Regions from separate parts of the Homo sapiens genome. Here region 1 is linked to region 2. A link is an interaction called in ENCODE POLR2A ChIA-PET data of the cell type or tissue named here. Cell type or tissue: MCF 10A. All regions are shown on one strand. Links, peaks and the distances in the headings refer to the core of each region. The heading gives the core; the rest is flanking DNA.

What was found. ChIA-PET counts read pairs that join two places held together with the same protein. Peaks named below come from ENCODE experiments on the same cell type or tissue, not always from the same donor. Only the 100,000 strongest peaks of a DNase experiment are listed, where the experiment ranks them.
Region 1: POLR2A ChIA-PET joins it to region 2 with 5 read pairs; 4 of 35 experiments call an interaction of 5 or more read pairs at or near these places.

The regions. Positions count from the first base shown.
Region 1 is chr21:43,999,209-44,008,622 of GRCh38, forward strand. No RefSeq gene overlaps it. Among named protein-coding and RNA genes, the nearest start is that of TRAPPC10, 8.4 kb to the right of the region's middle. In MCF 10A, for the core only: no CTCF peak of the experiment used is centred there; a DNase peak (open chromatin) is centred at 7,163.
Region 2 is chr21:43,757,287-43,768,031 of GRCh38, forward strand. It overlaps PDXK (pyridoxal kinase), which reads left to right. Exons shown (of 11, transcript NM_003681.5): 11 at 1-5,013. Among named protein-coding and RNA genes, the nearest start is that of CSTB, 14 kb to the right of the region's middle. RefSeq lists enhancers at 6,662-7,407, 7,408-8,153, 9,466-10,079, 10,694-10,745 and a cis regulatory region at 10,537-10,745. In MCF 10A, for the core only: no CTCF peak of the experiment used is centred there; DNase peaks (open chromatin) are centred at 985, 5,375, 6,825 and 7,525.

The DNA of each region.
Region 1 (9,414 bases), core at 1-8,000, 240 kb after region 2:
TGCCCAGATCATTGTCATGGAGCCTTTCCCTACGTTTTCTTCTAGTGGCTTCACATGTTCGGGTTTTGTGTTAAGTCTTTAATCCATTTTGAGTTGAATTTTGTACATGGTATGAGATAAGCGTCCAATTTCATTCTGCATGTGGATATCCAGGTTTCCTGGCACCACTGATTGGAGACACTGTCCTTTTTCGGAGTAGTGAATACACTCCCATCGTTCAGACATTGCAGTTATCCAGCCCAGTGCAAAGGAGAGGCCTCCGTCTCCCCAGCCCTGTCTGCCTGTGTCCTCCACAGGCTGGAGCTTGGCTGGTGCGGTGCCCATGATACCTACTGTGAGTGGCTGTCAGTCTGTTTCAATTGGTCAATTCCTGTGCTATATTGGCCAGCAAGTATCGTAAGTCTTACCCCTGCTTGTAGATACATATTTGTATTAGTGTATGTTTCCAGTAATTCCTTTTTTTTTTTTTTCTGAGACAGGGTCTCATTCTGTTGCCCAGGCTGAAGTGCAGTGGTCAACCTTTGCTCACTGCAGCCTCAACTTGTTGGGCTCAAGCAATCCTCCCATCTCAGCCTCCCCAGTGGCTGGGATTACAGATGTGTACCACCACACCTGGCTAACTTATTTTTTGGTAGACATGGGGGTCTCTCTATGTTGCCCAGGCTGGTCTCAAACTCCTGGCCCCAAATGATCCTCCTGTCTCAGCCTCCCGAAGTGCTGAGACTACAGGCGTGAACACTGCACCTGGCCTTATTCTTTCTTTTCAAAAAATGGACATGCTTGGCTGGGTGGCTCTCTGGAAGCTTCCTTGGCAGCTTAGTGTATGTCAGTGTTTAGAAATGTTCCACTGCCATGTGGTGCCGCACCCCCATTGCTGGGTCAGGAACGTGTCCCTCATCCACCTTATTGCTGATGCTGTTGGTGTCTCAGAAGGGTTTACTATTTCTGCTCATGCTGGGTTGGACTAAGAGAGGGAAAACCCTCCTATCACTAGCAGGTGTTGGCCTCTCCCTCTCCTGACATGAGAATGCATCTTAAATAAAGACCTGCCTCTTTCTCCCATGCCTGAAAAGGGCCAAGATGCTCTGGCTGAAGTTGCCAGGAGGTCAGCACCTCTTCCTTTCCCCTGCATTCTGGGGATTGCCCCCCGCCACTGTCTCTGGTTGAATGTGTCTGTGCAAACCTCTGTAGTGATCTCTGCAAAGGGAGGAGGGGAGTGGGGCCGGGACTAAGCCTGGGACAGAGGTGGGAGCTGGGCCAGGGGGAGCCTCCCTTGGGGCCAGGCAGTGGCAAGAGCCACGTGGAAAAAAGCAAGTCCCTTTGATCAGAAAACCCACTGCTGTCCCTGCACCAGCCTGGGCCAGGACGGGACAGATGGGCCTTGGCAAGCCTCCCACGGACACCACGCAGCCTCACCCCACAGCAGTCAGCCGCCTTAGGTCTGCAGCTCACAGCCCATCCTGCCAGGGACAGTTGGAAGACTGCCTGGAGGAGGCCTTTGGTTCCCAAAAAAGCTGGGCTGAGGCCACAAGGCCCCCTGCAGACCCTCGTCCTCAGACTTGTTTCCACATTTATTTAAAGGATGCAGGGAGGAGCTGGTTTTATATTAATAACAATTAAGTACTCTTCATGTTCAAAACAGAACACTTATTACTTGCAATTTTCTGAGTCAGCCAAGTTCCCAGCCAGTGTATTAAACATGTAACGTTTAGGTAATGAGATGAACTCTTGATTTCAGTACCAGGCCGTGGGTGCATCTCTCCTAGAATTCCGGCAGCCATCGGGCCCCTCTCAGGGCTGGGGGCTGGACGACAGGGGAGCAGGAGAGATGCGTCCATCACAGAGCCATCTGCCTTCGAGGCAGAGTGTGCATGGACTGGGGTACAGGTGGTTTATTTGAGGTGGGCCCAGAGAGAGGGGGAAGGGAGTGGGGATGGTGGGGTGTAGAGGATGGGGGTAAGACAGGGACTGTCACTGAGCTAGTTCCCATCATAGTTCGACCTGGCCAGGGCTGTGAACAAAGTACCTCTGAGCAGAGGGAGGTTTGCATGACCACCCACCTACCCCAGGGCGGCCATCGTGGAGACAGGGCCTGCTGGTGTCCATTTTCCAACGCTTCCTGGCTGAGCCTGTTTCTGAGCCCATGGAGAAGGTTCTAGGCCTGCGGCAGAAAAGTGGGGCCCCCAACTAGTCTCAGAGGAGGGACCCTAACTGTCTGGTGCCACCCAGCTGCACCTGAAATCAGAGTGAGCTGAAGGCATGTGGCCTGGGGCACCCAATGCGTCTGTTAGGGTCTGAGTGCACCAGGGAGGACTGTTCTCTTGTCACCACTCAGGCCACCGTGACTGGACAGTTTTCGCATTGTACCATTTACGTAGGAAGAGATGTAGAAACTGGGCTAGCTGACACCACCCTCCAGGCTATTCGAGTGATGTTTTGGAGGTTGGCTTACTGGCAGCTCAGCCCTCAACCAGCTCTTCCCTCTTGCCACCTTCTTCTGTGCAAGGGGGATGTTATATCACCCGCTGTTAGGTGTGCCAGGGGTTGGCGTGAAAGGCATTGGTGCTGCTCCTATGTCTGAGCCAGGCCACAGCCGGCTTCTGCCATCTGGGCAGTGGGCGGCTCCCTGGTCCCTGAGAACAGCAAGGAAAAGGTGGGGCACAGATGAGGGCCTCCAGCAGGGTGGCTGCTCCTGCCCCAGTCCCGAACCCCACCGCGCAGGGACACAAGCGGGGGACATGAGGCCAAGGCACAGACAGGCCTCTTGGGGAGTGACCTCTGCTTGGAGAGGGAGCACGAGAATCCAGACTGTCAGGAAGCCAAGAAAGACCCAACTGAGTTCAAAATAGGAGCACGGGCCAGGCACGGTGGCTCACGCCTGTAATCCCAGCACTTTGGGAGGCTGAGGCGGGCAGATCACGAGGTCAGGAGATTGAGACCATCCTGGCTAACACGGTGAAACCCCGTCTCTACTAAAAAAAATAAAAATAAAAAAAATTAGCCGGGCGTGGTGGCGGGCACCTGTAGTCCCAGCTACTCGGGAGGCTGAGGCAGGAGAATGGCGTGAACCCGGGAGAGGTGGAGCTTGCAGTGAGCCGAGATTGCGCCATTGCACTCCAGCCTAGGCGACAGAGTGAGACTCCGTCTCAAAAAAAAAAAAAAAAAAAAATAGCATGGGGCATAGTGTTTGGAGCAGCCGTCCACAGCGCCAGGCTTGATTCCATCAGCGCTACTTATTTACATCACACTATACAGCCTAAAACCTGGGAAGAGCGTATTGTTTCTGCACAAGCTCAGGTGGGAGCAGGTTCTTTCTGAAGACACCACACAGTGACAGCAGCAGTTGACAGTGTGCCATGCACAAGATTGAGACTCAGCAAGAGGAGAGGCGCCAGGCTAAAGGCCGGGCATACCCTTGCTGTGCCAGGGGACCTGCCATTGCCTCTTGTACGAAATGGGGTGATGGCTGCAGTCCTGGCAACTGTGTTCCGGGCGCGGCCAAGCCCCAGTGGGCCTGATCTCTGAGCTGCCATGGGGCGAGCCCTGGGCCTCTGTCTGTCTCTCCTCTGCGACATGGAGCTAGGATACCTCCTCCCAGGCTTTTTGTAGGCATTAAAATAATTCAAGGCCAGGCATCGGTGGCTCACGCCTATAATCTCAGCATTTTGGGAGGCCCAGGCAGGTGGATCACCTGAGATCAGGAGTTCGAGATCAGCCCGGGCAACATGGTGAAACCCCGTCTCTACTAAAAATACAAAAATTAGCTGGGCGTGATGGCGTGTGCCTGTAATCCCAGCTCCTCGGGAGGCTGAGGCAGGGGAATTGCTTGAACCTGGGAGGCGGAGGTTGCAGTGAGCTGAGATTGCACCACTGCACTCCAGCCTGGGCAACAGAGCCAGACTCTGTCTCAAAAAAAAAAATATATATATAACATAAAAAAATAAATAAATCCAGGTGTGTTGACTGCATAGAATACATGTTTTAAAGGGGGGAAATTCTATCATAATCCCTGTTTTCAGATGAGACAACAGATGCAGGAGACATGAAGAGTAATTGAGAATCCATGTGGCCCTGCTCCAGGATCTGCTGCTTAACCACAGTGTGGCTCCACTTTTTACAAACAGGGAAGCTCCCTATGGACTGCGTGGGCTGGGTGTGGTGGCATGCGCCTGTTATCCCAGCACTTTGGGAGGCCAAGGTGGGAGGATCACTTGAACCAAGGAGATGGAGGCTGCAGTGAGCTATGAATGTACCACCACACTCCAGAGTGAGTGACAGAGCAACTGTGTCTCAAAAAAAAAAAAAAAAGATGGAAAATGCAGATATGTGGGTAAAAGGGGGAAGAAACTGCAGAGTCTGTGACCCAATCATAGTCACTGATACTGTTTTGATGAATTTCCTTCCAATCTCTTTTGTAATGATAGTGGGGTGGAGTTTTTTGCTTTTATGTAGTTGTTATTATATCACATCACTTTTCTTTTTTTGAGACAGGGTCTTGCTCTGTTGCCCAGGCTGGAGTTCAGTAGTGCAGTCTAGGCTCACTGCAGCCTCCACCTCCCAGGCTCAGGATCCTCCCACCTCAGCCTCCCGAGTAGCTGGGAACACAGATGCAGCCACCACACCCGGCTAATTTTTGTATTTTTTGTAGAGACAGGGTCTTGCTATGTGGCCCAGGCTGGTCTCAAACTCCTGGGCTCAAGTGATTCTCCCACCTTGGACTCCCAAAGTGCTGGGACTACAGGTGTGAGCCACCGTGCCTGGCCTTCACTTTCAAGATTTTTATAAACTGACGTTTTAAGTATTTCCCAGATTATCATAAGCCCCTCTAAAAAGTGTTTATAGATGGAGAGGGTCCAAGTGCAGCTCTGTTATGTGGATATATTGTATACTGGTGAGCTCTGGCATCTAGTGCACCCGTCACCCACGTAGCAAACATCGTGCTCAACAAGTAATTCCACAAACATTCACAAGCCTGTTCTAAACACCATTTTGACAGTGACACAATAGTTCATCAAATGGACAAAGCATGGTTCATGTGACACAGGCTGCGCCTCTGGTCCCAGCTAACAGTTGTTGACGTGCAGGTTGTTTCCAGTTGTTTGCTCCCGCAAAGCAATGCTGCAACATGTGTTTTTACCCATAAAGGTTTGGGAGAGATTTTGCTTCCTCAAAGAGCTCTAGAAGTGGAATTGCTGGCTCAAAGGACGAAAGGTTGGAACTGCTTTTTAAAAAACCAACACCTGGCCAGGCGCAGTGGCTCACGCCTGTAATCCCAGCACTTTGAAAGGCCGAGGCAGGCAGATCACTTCAGGCCAGGAGTTCGAGATCAGCCTGGCCAACATGGGGACTCCATCTGCTGAAAATACAAAAATTAGCTGGGTGTGGCGGTGCATGCCTGTAATCCCAACTACTTGGGAGGCTGAGGCAGGAGAATCACTTGAACCCGGGAGGCGGAGGTTGCAGTGAGCAGAGATCATGCCACTGCACTCCAGCCTGGGCGACAGAGACTCCATCTCAAAAACAAACAAACAAAGGTGACACCTTAGAGAATCTCCCACCGAGCCCCAGGAGGCAGTATCTTCCCTTTTTTGGACTATTTGCTCACCTGGGATATTATTTATGGAGGGATTGGTTAAATGGACGGATGAAAATGCGCATCAAAAAATATCTGCACCAAGGTTGGGCTCACACCTGTCATTCCAGCACTTTGGGCTGAGGTGGGAGGACTGCTTGAGCTCAGAGTTCAAGACCAGCCTGGGCAACATGGTGAGACCCCATCTCTACAAAAAAATACAAAAATTAGCTGAGTGTGGTGGCTGTGCCTGTAATCCCAGCTACTCAGGAGGATGAGGTAGGAGAATCTCTTGAACCCAGGAAGCGGAGGTTGCAGTGAGCATAGATCACACCACCATAGTTCAGCCTGGGCAACAGTGAGATCCCGTCTCAAAAAAAACCAAAAACCATAAACTGCACCGGACTCAGGACTGGCTTTCCCTGCACCCGGAGCGGCTTCTAGAACGCCTGGTGAGCCCAAGAGGAGGAAGCGCGCGGTGAAACACTGAAAGCCACACACAGTGTGAAAACTCACGTGATTACTTTAAAGTTACCTGGCTTTCTATTAAAAATGTGAGGCTGGGCGCGGTGGCTCGTGCCTGTAATCTCTGCACTTTGGGAGGCTGAGGTGGGCAGATCACCTGAGGTCAGGAGTTCAAGACTAGCCTGGCCAACATGGTGAAACCCCATCTCTACTAAAAATACAAAAAATTATCTGGGCATGGTGGTGGGTGCCTGTAATCCCAGCTACTCAGGAGGGTGAGGCAGGAGAATCGCTTGAACCCAGGAGGCGGAGGTTGCAGTGAGCCGAGATCATGCTACTGCACTCCAGCCTGGACAGCAGAGTGAGACGGCGTCTCAAAAAAGAACAATTTTGAGATGACAATGGGTTGACGTGTGGTATAAGAAGTAATCCAGGGAGGTCTTGTGCACCTTTCCTGAGTTTCCCCAGTGGTGACGTTTCGTAACATTGGATCACAGTGTCACAGCCAGGTATTGACGTGGACACAGTCCAGATCCAGAACATTCTGTTTCCGCAGGAGCCACTCTGTTGCCCTCTTCTAGCCACACCCTCCTCCCTCCTTACCCCACACCCCTGTGGCCCCTGGCAAACACTTGTCTGTTCTCCATTTCTATAATTTTGTTATTTCAAGATGTTGGATAAAAGCAACTGCACGGCGTGTCACCTTTTGGGGCTGAAGGGGCTTTGTGTTTTGTTTCTGAGACAAGGTCTCTCTCTGTTGCCCAGGCTGGAGTGCAGTGGCCCAATCACAGCTCACTGCAACCTCGGCCGACCTGGCTCAAACAATCCTCCCACCTCAGCCTCCCAAGTAGTTGGGACTACAGGCACATGCCACCAGGCCCAGCTAGGTTTTGTATTTTTTGTAGGGACGAGGGTCTCCCTATGTTGCTCAGGCTGTTCTTGAACTCCCGAGTTCAAACGATCCTCCTGCCTGAGCCTCCCACAGTGCTGGGATTCCAGGCACAGCCCCCGCACCTGACCTGGAAGGTTTTTACTCAGCATTATTCTCTGGAAGTTCCTCCAGGCCTTTGTGGGGATGGTTTGTTCCTTTCTGCTGCTGAGTAGTATTCTGGGTGTGGATGGGCCACACTGTTTGATGATTCAGAGGCTGAGGGATGTCTGGATTGTGTCCGGTTCTGGGCAGCTTGCTGTGAACATTCACTGACTGGCCCTTCCTTTTGCCCTCTGTGCAGAGGGCCCGAGCAGTCCCTCTGGTTAGATAAGGCAGACACAATGTCCCAATACATAATTTAACAGGCTCTTTGCAGCCTGGAGACGATGTAATGGGTTACCAGGAAAAACCATTTGAGTTCAAGTTCCAGCAACTTTTCAAAAACAATAAAACAAAATAAAAAACACCCCAAATGCTGCCTCATGAAAAAAGGTACTAAAAAAAAAAAAAAAAGAATGAACATCGATTGACAGGACTAGCATCATTTCACCATGATTCATTAAAAGAAAGTGCCAAACCAGTGTTTGTGCTGAATTCAAGCATTTTCTAAATTCCCAAGTGGAAAAAAAAAATCTCTTATAGGTCTGCTCAGAGGGAAAATAGGCTTGCAGTCCACTTACTGCCCACGCACCAAAGGCTGCCTGGACCAGAGCCGGTGGGATTGGAGGAGGGGATTCTGCCTTTGCCTCCCTTCCTCCAGAAAGAACACTCCCTAACGTGGGAGCCCATCCAGCCGCACAACGCTGTGTCCACGTCTTCGGGAAGGGGAATGGCTAGTGTCTGTCTTCTCAGAGCAGCTGGACTCAGTTCTCTGTGAGAACAGTACAAAGACATAGATATTCCTCGGCTTGGAGTCTACACTTGGTATTGTCGGGTTTTTATTTTTTATTTACTTATTTTTTGTTTTTTGAGACAGAGTCTAGCTCTGTTCCCCAGGCTGGAGCGCAGTGGTGCAATCTCGGCTCACTGCAACCTCCGCCTCCCGGGTTCAAGCGATTCTCCTGCTTCAGCCTCCCAAGTAGCTGGGATTACAGGTGCACGCCACCACGCCTGGCTAATTTTTTGTATTTTTAGTAGAGACGGGGTTTTACCATGTTGGCCAGGCTGGTCTCGGACTCCTGACTCCTGAGGCCCACCTCAGCCTCCCAAAGCACTGGGATTACAGGCATGAGCCACCGTGCCTGGCCTCGTCAGGGTTTTTAATTATAAATTTAAATTTTATCGATTTGAGTACATGTGAAGTGGCATCTCATTTTCATTTTAACTTGCATTTCCCTGATGTCTAATGAGCGCTGAGTGTCTTTTCCTGACATAACTGGTCCTTTCTGTCTTTCTCCTGTTGTTCTTTCCCTGACTTCTTTTGGATTAGTCAGATATTTTCTATTATTTCTCTTTTCTTTATTGGCTTCTTAGCCAAACCCCTTTTGTTCATTTTTTCCCTAGTGCTTTTTCTCCTGGGCACAGACTACGTATGCCTCACATATCAAATTTAATGTAGGGTCAATATTGTATCACTTCAGTCTTCCCTCTTCATACATAACCCTTTGCATCTTGCACCTCACACCTGGAGTTCCACACTTCACAGTGTGAGGAGCTTATCAGTGGGTTACCTCTCACCATCCATCCTTCACACTGTCCTTACCTTTTACTTCTACACACACTGTAGAAGTATCACAAGCTATTGTTTGTTTTAAACAGTCAGTGGTCTCTTAAAGAAATTATGAGAAGGGCCGGGTGCAGTGGCTTATGCCTGTAACCCAGCACTTTGGGAGGCCAAGGTGGGCAGATCACCTAAGGTCAGGAGTTCAAGGCCAGCCTGGGGAAGACCCCCTGCCGTCTCTACAAAAAATTAAAAAATTAGCTGGCATGGTGGTACGTGCCTGTGGTCCCAGCTACTTGGGAGGCTGTAGTGGGAGGATGGCTTGAAGCCAGAAGACTGAGGCTACAGTGAGCCGTGACTGTGCCCCTGCACGCCAGCCTGGGCGACAGAGCAAGACCCTGTCCCCCCACCAAAACATTTTTTTTCTCTTGATCTATTTCACCAGTTTGAGTATGATATGCCTGCATGTAATTTTCTTTGTATGTGTTCTCTTCAGGTTTTGCTGAATTTCTTGATCTGTAAATCAGTATTTTTCACCACGTGTTTGGATTTGGAGCCATCATTTTGCAAAAATGTTTCCTTCCTAGACTCATACTCTCCTTCTGGAGCTCCGATCACACATGCTTTTGGCCATTTCATACTGTCCCATAGGTCTCTGAGGTTCTCTCCACTTTTCTTCAACTTTTTTCTCTTCTTCAGATTAAATAATTTCTATCCATCTGCCTTCAAGATCCCAAACTCCTGTTTTCTCCAATCTGTTAATCCAATTCAGTGAAATTTTCATTT
Region 2 (10,745 bases), core at 963-8,962:
GTCCCTGGCCTGCCTTGATTTCAGCCACACCCCTGCAGCCCTGCATCCCAGCTCTGGGGTGTGCAGAGGTTTGTGTCTCCAGGGAACCCACGGCTGGAGAGAAATAGGGAGATGCAGGAAGTGGGGGCCCATGGGGCCCCCAAGAAGCGGACTCTCCAAGGGGTACCCCCACCCCGCTACCTTCCCCACGGACGGGCCCCTCCTGGAGCCCATACCCTCCTGTGAGGCCATTCCAGTGTCTTCTAGAAAGACTCGCTTGCCAGGAGTGCGTTCTTTGTTGAAAAATGCCCTGAAGCGAAAAGATGCAGGTTTATATGGAACCCCCACCCCCTCCCCCACTCTCCCACTCTGTTCGTTCTGAATGTCTTCACGAGCGTGCATCAGGGCGCCTGGCTCCCCCACCTCAGCCAGTGAGTCAGACACGGGTTTCGCAGCCATGTTTCCTGGCTCCGAGGACACGGGTGGCAGGCCCGTTGCAGCCCAGAGCCACTGGTCCCTACAGGGCGCCGCCACACCAGCAGGAAGGAGGATGGCTGTGTCCGGAGCCTGGCGGGGAGGCGGCCTCCCCAGTATGTGAGTGCAGGGATCTGCCAGAACCACCTGGCCCTCTGTAGGGCGTTTAACTGGAAATACCCTCACTGCCAAGTGGAGACTGGGGCGTGTGCCACATTGCCAGCCACCAGGAAAGCTTTTCTTTTTCTTTTTTTTTTTTTTTTAAACACCAAGAGCACGTATAGCATGGGGGAAAGAACCTAAATGTCTCTCTGTCCTGTGAGCTGGTGAAAAACCCAGCATGAGAACGCAGTGTCAGGTGTGGGACTCCTTCTGCCCCTGCAGTGGGTGTTACGGGCGGTGTGCCCTGGCGAGCAAGCTTTGATTCTTGGTTCTTTGAGCTCGTTTCAGAGGCTGAGTCCCCACATCAGCTTTAGTTCTTGGACTTCCCTGTATTAAGCAAGAATTAGGAGAATGGCTGTCCCTGCAGGCGCCTCCCGTAAATCCTGAGCTCTCTGGCGCAATCTGAAACTTCTCTTCTGTTTTCTTTGGCTGTATCAGCCGAACCAGGAGAGGCCTGGGCTGCGACTAAGGAGAAAGAAATCGGGGGTTTCTGAGAGCAGATGGTGCCTTTGTGGGTGCAGGGCTTTTGTGGAAATTGTCAGCCTCTACGGGCAGAGTCCGGCATCCCCTCCCCAGACTGCCTGCTGTCAAACCACGGAGCAGCTGGAGCCTGCCCTGTCCACGGCCCGTTTCCACCCGGGCATGTTCGTCTCTCCTGACTTCGGCAGAGGCCCCTGGTGGCCTTCAGTTTCAGTTTCTCATCCAGGAAGGTAACCTTGGGCATTGGCAGTGGGTTTCCCTATGGCTTGGATCCAGATTAGAATTGATCTTTGTTTTCACTTTCCATAGTTAATAACATGCAAAATAATGAGAAGAATTTATTTTAAGGTGACAGCTATACTGGTCCAACATCGCCTGCTTATTGTCAGGGTACAGAAGTTTAATACTTTCTTAATCCAGTTTTTCAAACTTCTCCCTGTAGACCGTAAGGATGAATTCCACAATAGGATCCTTTTTAAAATCGATTTTAAATTGTTGCCTAGTCCTGCCAAGGTTATTATGTGCATCTGTTATTTTTCCAATACATGTAAACAGTTGCAGCATGATGCTTTGTTTAATGTCCTGTTCTTAAGCTCGTTAGAGCCAGTTTTGAAACGTTTGGTCTTACCGTGAACGGAGGCTGGCTTGGCTTAGCCACGCTGATGAGTAAGTGAGGGATGTCTCCATCTTGAGATCACCAGGCAAGAGAGTTGCCTGCACCAGGTAAGAGGCCAAAGCCCCTGGGGTAACAGTCCCCACCGCTACCCGAGGTAAAACAATAAAAGCTATGTGGTTGAGCTCAGGCCTCTCGTGCCTGGTGTCAGAGAAGGCAGAGCCCACAGTAGGTGCACGGTGCAAGGCCCTGGGAGGGCACTGGCCAGGGAAGGTGGTATAGATGGCCCTCAGATTGCGGGGCCCCGAGCAGCTCCCCACTCTGCCCGTCCACCTTCCCTGGCTCCAGCCTCATTCTCTCTTTAGTTTAACTATGCAAAGAGAGGAGGTTGAGAGTGTTCTGGCAGCTGGAGCTCTTTTCCTTGTCCTTCCTGCCCTCCGATGGGGCCACCTGTGTCGGGGCAGCAGTGTCCATGTTTATGGAGATCAGAGGTGTCCCCACTGTGTGGCTGGACTGTACTCTGCTGCCCGGGTAGCCAGGAGTCTCTCCCTCTCTCCCCTGCCGCCTGCCTGGTCTCATGGGCCTCCTTCACACACCCCTCCCTGTGGATCGCCTGCCTGGGCCCAGAGCAGGGGAACTGGAGTTTGTGAGTGAGCAGAGCAGGTTATGTGCAGACAGGGAAACGAGAACTTTGGACCTGGCTTTCTGAGTCCAGGTGAGAGCTGTGTGGCCCCCCGATGCCACTCTGCCCGCCGGAGGGATGTGCCTGCTGAGCCTTTTCCTTCCACGCCGCCTCTCACTGCCAGGCCAGCGGCTTCCGCTGAGACTCGCTGGAGAGGCGGCTCCCGTGTCCGTCCACCGAGCACTCAGATGGATGCTGATCACCAGGGCCGAGGGGGCTCCCAGAAGGACCCCAGGCCCTGGGGAGGGTGGCTGTGGGAGGCCAAGTCCACTGCCCGGAAGTCTTGTCAGCCCTAAGCCAGGGAAGCCTGGAGCGTGGCCTGGCGGGTCTGGGTGGACACCGTCCCCACTCCGGACTCCCAGCACAGGGGAGGATACCTGAGCCTGTATGGCCCTGTAGCCCTGGGCAGAGCTGGGCCTGTCGTGTGTTCCTGCCTGGCAGGTGCAGGTGCTGGCCATCTGCAGGTGGAAGGAGGTGGGAATCTTGGATTTTTTGTTTTTTTTTGTTTTTTTTTTTTTGAGGTGAAGTCTCGCTCTGACACCCAGGCTGGCGTGCAGTGGTGTGATCTCGGCTCACTGCAAACTCCGCTTCCTGGGTTCAAGTGGTTCTCCTGCCCCAGCCTCCCAAGTAGCTGGGATTACAGGCATGCGCCACCACGCTCAGCTGATTTTTGTATTTTTAGTAGAGATGGGGTTTCACCATGTTGGCCAAGCTGGTCTCAAACTCCTGACCTCAAGTGATCTGCCCGCCTCGGCCTCCCAGAGTGCTGGGATTACAGGCATGAGCCAGTGCACCCGGCGGAATCTTGGAATTTTTATAGACAGCACCTCAGTTTCTGACTCCAGCCGCACACCTCCTGCCTCTGCCAGCAGGGGTTGCCGCCAGACCAGAGCCAGGGCCAGGTCCCTGCGTCCATCCCCCCCGGTAGGATGGACGTGAGCCATCCTTCTAGGGGACTTTTTTCAGTGTGCGACTCGTCTCTGTTAGGTGGTAGGAGCCAGTTTGTGTGGCCTGTGCCACGCTCCACAGTGCGTGGCTGGGCTCTGTGTGTGGCCTGTGTCCCCTGTCCCTGCAGGACCCAGCAGGCATCGTGGCGTGACAGCTGTGTCCAAGCCACTGCCCGGGCATCCCATCACCCACCAGGGTGCACGGTCTCTCCTGCTGGGGGCTTTCTGTCGCATGTGTGTCTCCTGTCGACTCTGCAGTTTGTTCTCAGAGCAGAATGTTTCCTGTTCTCAGTGCACAAAGACACTGGTTTTCAATCGGCGTCTAAAACCACGTTCCTGCCTTTCATTGCAACACGGTGTGTTCATTTGTTTAAAACAGTTTAATGAGTAAGTTTAGATGACTGGTCAATATCTTAAAAATGTATATTAGTAAGAAGTTCTTCCTGGAATTTTTCTTTCGATTCTGGCAGAATAAACAGGTGTTTTTAGTTTTCCCACTGTCTGAGCCAAGCAGGACCCTGTCCCAGAGCAAGAGATGTCCCCTTCCATCTCTGACCCTTGCCTGGGACAAGCTTTGATGGGGGGCCCCAGCTTCAAGGCTGTGGTGGGAACAGCACCCCCAAATGCCAGCCTCTCCTTTCTTCCCATCCACCAGTATACTGCGGGGCCATTTCTGGTCTTTGTCCAACAGGAAACCCATTTCTGGTGGGATATGCCTTCCAGTGCCACAGGGCCACTCACCCCATGCATCTCTGTCCTGCCCGTCAGTGCTGGGACGGACAGCAAGGGCAAGCCCAGTGTCTGGCGGATAGGTGGGTGGGAACAGAGAGGGGAGAATGCCGTCCTAAGCTTCTGCTTGGGGATCCCCCACACGACCTGGGTACTGCCTGGGAAACCTGTCCTAAGTAAAACTATGGACCTCGCCTCGCCCACCGGCCTGCGAAGCCAGCATCTCCGTGAAGGTGGATGGAAGCGCCTTTGTCCTCATTTTGAGCTGCAAGCTGGGTCAGCGGCTCTGAAGCCCTCGAGTGACTTTCTAACCCAAGACCCAGCCCCTGGCAGGAGGAGGGTGGGTGCAGGGCTGGTGGGACAAAAAGAGGCCTCAGCAGGCCTGGAAGACCCTTCCAGTACATCCCACAGCGTGTCGAGCAGCTGGGAGAACCTGTGTCAAGCTCGAGCCGTCATAGGTCCCCATGAGGTGTCTGAAGCCCCTTCTTGGTGATGGGAGGCAGAGGTGCTGACGTTCTGGAGCATGGACGTGAGTCCTCAGCTGGCTCCGCGTGGGCCCTTGGAGGGTGCCAGGTGTGTGGTGACCTTCTGGATGCCTTTAACTTCATGGCTGCGTCATTCCTGATTTAGAACTTTAACCGGAGCTTCATCTAGTGATTGCAAAACTGGACCAATGGGAGGACGGCGGCGCAGCCCGCTCCCTCCGTGGAATGGAGCTCAGCTCTTCGGAGGCATCAAAGCACCTGTCGCCTCCGTGGTCCCCCTGCTGAGGGAGTGCGGCCTCTGCAAGGTTCGGGGGTGGCTTCGTTTGCCTGGAGTGGCCGGCCCTGCTTGTGCCATGTGGATGTTTGTGAGCCTCGGTCCTACAGCACTGTGTAGGCTGCATCTGTTTCGTGCTGGTCCTGTTGACTTGTATGATATCCACAAATAAATATTTTCATGGCGGTCGTGTTGAGGCATGATGGTTCCTTCCCATCCCAGGAGCTCCCTACCTGTGATTGGCTGAACACCCAGTACCCTGCCAGCCACGCTAGGGATTGCTGCTGGAAATGGTGGCAGCTGACTCCCTAAAAACCTCCCCTTTGGAGGAAAGAGCATGCCTTGCCCCTGCCTGCCGGGCCCAGGCCCCCTCCCATCCTGCACTCTGTTTTCTGCCTTGGGGGCTGGCCTGGGTGCCCCGGCATGGGCTTCCTGCAGGACTTCCCAGGGCAGAGCCCTCAGGGATAGGAGGCCTCCCTGTGCAATTCTGAGGCCCAGCTCTGGGTGTTGGCCAAGGGTGTCTGCTCCTCCTGGGATCCACCTGGCTCCTTCACACCTGGGTGGTGACGTTGTAGTGCCTCTGGCTGGGCAGATCTCGTGTTCCCTGACTCATGTGCACCTGTGCGATAAACCCACAGACCATCTCCAGCAATGCCAGGCTGGTTGCTGTGTGCCAAGAACAAGGAGAAGGCGGAACCAGGGGCTGCAGAACCAGCCCCTCCCCAATGAGGACCCCCTCTGGACGCCCCTCCCCATGGAGAACACCAGGAGCCACAGACCCCAGACCACAGAGCACACAGGGGAGGGCACGGGGCGGCCGGGGCAGGGTGTCTGCTGCCTCGTTTATGGGATTTGCTCCGCGTCTAGCACACTGCTGCCTGCAGTGCTCCTGTCCCCTGCAGTGGCTACTCTGGGCCTACGGGCCTAATCCTGGTTGGCATGAAAATGTCCTGAGGCTACTGTGACAAATTTCCACAAGCTGAGTGGCTTAAAGGAACACATTTGTTCTCTTACAGTTGCAGGGGCCAGAAGAGTCTAAAAACAGTCAGCAGGGCTGGTTCCTCCTGGAGGCTTAGAGGGGCTGAATCCGTTTCCTGCCTTTTTTAGTATCTGGAGGGCGCCTGCATCCCCTTGCTTATGGCCCCTTCCATCACCAAAGCCAGTAGTGTCACATCTTTCCACCTCTCCCTGACCCTGACCTCCGCCCTTTCTCTTAGAAGGACCCTGTGTGACTTTGGACCTACCTAGATAATTTAGGGTCATCTCTCATTTCAGGAACCTGAATTTAATCCCACCTGCAAGTCCCTTTTGCCAGGTAAGGTCACAAATTCACAGGGTCTGAGGATGAAGATGTGGACCTCTTTGAGGGCCATGATTCAGCCCACCACGTCTGGTGACGAGGGATGGAGTGTGTTCTGCAGCAGTGGGGGCCTATGCAGACCTATCCCGAAGTTCAAGGAAGCAGAGAGGCCGAAGAAAGAAGCTGCCCTTGGCCAGGTGCAGTGGCTCAGCCCTGTAATCCGAGCACTTTGGGAGGCTGAGGCAGGTGGATCACGAGGTCAGGAGTTCAAGACCAGCCTGGCCAACATGGTGAAACCCCATCTCTACTAAAAATACAAAAGTTAGCTGGGCATGGTGGCGGGCGCCTGTAATCCCAGCTGTTCGGGAGGCTGAGGCAGGAGAATCGCTTGAGCCCCGGAGGTGGAGGTTGCAGTGAGCCGAGTTCGCACCACTGCACTCCAGTCTGGGAAACAGAGCAAAGACTCCATCTCAAAAAAAAAAAAAAAAAGAAGAAGAAGAAGAAGCTGCCCAATCCAGTTTCTCAGAAAGAAACATTTAATAGGGACTTCGGAACAGAAGCCATGTCTGTGTCTGGGGCCCACCCATCACCCCCAAGCCTAGGGCTTATGTACCGTAGGGGAGGGGTGCGTGTGGTTCAGAAGGGATGTGCTGGACAGTTGAAGCAGACAGCATCCCAGTCATTTGCCCTAAGGGCAGGATTTAGGGTAAGTACCTGCCTTTACACAAGGAACAATAGATGAGCTGAAAATCTGAGAGGCCTTCCTAGAACTGGGGTTCATCAGACAACAACAGGGTGGGTTAGCCTCCAAGCTGGAACTGCTGTGGCGTGTCCAGGGGTGGGGCATGTGCTGGCTTGGTCATCTCCCCCTCCGAGGGTCTGAGCCAAATATCCAGCAGCAAACATGCTCGGCCCTGAAGCCTCAGCCATTGTGAGGACTCTGGCTGGGCCTTCTTCCCCCGATGGGTGGGAAAGGCCGGCCTCAAGTCCAGGACCTGCCCTTGAGGCCATGCTGGCTTAGGGCTTCAAATCTGGGTTCCTAGGAAAGGGGCTGGGCTCCAGTGGCGTGGGGGTGGGGACGGCAGATGGAGGGAGGCTGGGAAGGGAGAGAAGGAACCTCATGGGCAGTTAGGCTCCCGGGGCTTCTCTGGGGACACCACCAGCAGAGTGTGGTTGTTGACACCTCCCTGGGGCTCGGGGTCTTCCTTTGGCCCCAGTGAACACCTGTCACACACTCGCTGGGATGGACTGACCTTCAGGGTTTGCTGCCACCCGTGTCCTCCACCCTGGTAGGGCCTTTCCAAGACACTTGTGGGGACAGGCCGGGCCTGGCCAGCATCCGGTAGGCTGCACTTTCCGGAGGCCTCTGGGATTACAGGCCACCTCACCCCAGCTGGAATTCTGCCTAAATTACTGCATTGAGGAGATTCCCTCACAAGGTGCGGACTCAGGCTGGCCCTGAAACAGCCGTCACCTCCACGAGGCCGGCCCAGGCCCCTGCGCACTGCCCTGCTCATGCCCCCATCCATGCCAGCTCCCACCAAGCCCGTGCCCCTGCCAAAGAGCTGGGGGAAGGGATGGGAGACAGACTTCTCTTTCCTTATTTCTATTTTTTTTTTTTTTTCCAGACAGGTTCTCACTCTGTCACCCAGGCTGGAGTGCAGTGGTGTGATCTCAACTCACAGCAACTTCTGTCCAAGCAATTGGCCTCAAGCCATCCTCCCGCCTCAGGCTCCCGAGTAGCTGGACCACAGGCACACCACCACGTCCAGCTCATTAAACAATTTTTTTGTAGAGATGAGGTCTTGCCATGTTGCCCAGGCTGGTCTCGAACTCCTGGGCTCAAGTGATCCTTCCTCCTCGGCCTCACAAAGTGCCGGAATTACAGGCGTGAGCCACCACTCCTGGCTCTTATTTCTGTTTTTTCTGGTAACAGCTTTATTGAGTTACAATTCATTCCATATGACTCAGCCATTTGAAGGGTACAGTTCAGGCTGTGATTATAAAGGCAGCACTGTTGAGGACACTGAGCCTGGACAGGTGTCCCCCCCAAATTCAATGATGTCCTGCAAAAAGGTCCACCCTAAGCCTGGACAGGTGTCCCCCCAAATTCATTGATGTCCTGCAAAAACTCACGTCCACCCTGCACTTCAGAATGTGACTTTATTAGGCCAGGTGCAGTGGCTCATGCCTGTAATCCCAGGACTTTGGGAAGCCGAGGTGGGTGGATTGCTTGAGCTCAGGAGTTCAAGACCAGCCTGGGCAACATGGTGAAACCCCGTCTACACTGAAAATGGAAAAAAGTAGCCAGGCATGATGCCGGGCGTGGTGGCTTACCCCTGTAACCCCAGCACTTTGGGAGGCCGAGGCGGGCGGATCACCTGAGGTCGGGAGTTCAAGACCAGCCTGACCAACATGGAGAAACCCCGTCTCTACTAAAAATACAAAAAATTAGCCTGGCGTGGTGGCACATGCTTGTAATCCCAGCTACTAGGGAGGCTGAGGCAGGAGAATCACTTGAACCTGGGAGGCAGAGGTTGCAGTGAGCCAAGATCGTGCCATTGCACTCCAGCCTGGGCAACAAGAGCGAAAATTCCATTTCAAATAAAAAAAAAAAGTAGCCAGGCATGGTAGCATGTGCCTGTAGTCCTAGCTGCTCAGGAGGCTGAGGTAGGAGGCTCATTTGAGCCTGGGCGGGGGCCGGGGGGGAGAGGCAGGGGATGGGCGGAGGCTGCAGTGAGCCGAGATTGCACCACTGGACTCCAGCCTGGGTGACAGAGTGAGACCCCATCTCAATTGGAAAAAAAAAAAAAAAAAAAGAATGTGACTTTGTTTGGAAATGAGGTCTTTGTGGATGTAATTAGTTACATAAAATGCAGTCGCCCCAGGTGAGGACCCTAAATCCAGGGCCTGGTGTACTCGTAAGAAGAAGGCCTTGTGAGGCCGTGTGACCACGAGATCGATCGATCGCAGTGAAGCTGCTCCAGGCAGAGGACCGCTGACACCCTGGAGACCAAGACAACAGCTGCTTCAAAGCGAGGGTCTGAGGACCAGGCATAGTGGCTCACGCCTGTAATCCCAGCACTTTGGGAGGCCAACACAGGCGGATCACTTGAGGCCAGGAGTTCAAAACCAGCCTGGCCAACATGGCGAAAACCTGTCTCTACTAAACATACAAAAATTAGCTGGGTGTGTTGGTGCACGCCTATAATCCCAGCTACTCGGGATGCTGAGGCAGGAGAATAGCTTGAACCCCGGAGGCAGAGGTTATAGTGAGCTGATATCGTGCCGCTGCACTCCAGCCTGGGCGACAGAGTGAGACTACATCTCAAAAAAAAATGTTTTGGGTTCAATAACGTGAAAATTGTGCCTTATCCAGCAAGTGGTGAATTTCCTGAGCTCCTGTGACCCCCACCAAGGAAGAGCAGACTGAACAGGCTTGGGAAATTTTTCTGTGAAAGGGGAGGGCCTGGGGGTGCGAGCAGGCTCACGCCCAGTGTGCACTGGGCATGCTCAGGTGTCAGCAGCCGAGCCAGCAACACTGGGATGACGCCCCCTTTTTACAGGCTCTCGGAGGTCGGGTGGGATTCCCAAGACCTCACAGGTCACGATGAATGGCCTGGCTGGAACTGGCTTCCACGGACCCAGCATCATAGGCCTCCCTCAGAGCCGGGCCGGGTCCCTGAGCTCACTGGAAGGACGCGTCCGCCTGGCTGTGCTGATTGTTTACACAGACACCACCTGGCTGATTTTCTCTGAACAGTGTGAAAGTGACGCAGAAGGCTAGTGGCCCCAAGTTCACACCCATGGCCCTGAGAAAGCAGTTGTGTGTGTAGCCTCCTCACCACCCTCTCTGCGTCTGGACATGGGAACCTTGCGGGCACACACATGCAAACACATGCGTACATGCGGGCGCACACACACGCACACAGGGATGCACACACACGCGGATGCACACACAGACGCACACATACACACGCAGATGCACGCACACGCAAACGCACCCACATATACATGCGGACGCACACGCGGAAGCACAGGCACACATGCACGAACACACACACTACACGGATGCACAGGCACACACACTCGTGGACACACAGCATACACACACACAGATGTGTCCAGACATCTAGTTATTCACGCCCTTGTTACTCTCAGGAGCAGCACAGCGACCCCGAGGCTGGCCTGACTGTGTGGCCTCTGAGGGTCCAGTCTTCACTTTCCCTTGTTGGGGGGATGGGGCCCCCATGCACAGTCTGTGCCTCAGTGTTCTGAGTGAGGGCACCCTGTGCTCTGCCCCATGACCCTCCCTGCCTCGGTGCTACCCTTCCTGGAGGCGGGACACGGCGGCTGATCCCTCCCTGAGTGGGAGTTGCGAGTCCTTTGCCTTCTTCCCCCGTCTCCGGCTTGTAGCCACAAAATGTGCTGCCCTGGGCCCTGCCTCAGGTTTCCCTACGGAAACGGCACAGGCCACGCTGCCTCCCCTGCTGGCACCCTAGTCTCTGATGGAGACCGTGGCCTCTCCACCCAGAAAGTGGGCCAGGCCTCACCATCCCTGAGCTCTGTCTGCCTACGTCTCTGGCTGCCACTGACCCCACCAGCATCTTGGCCTCTCGA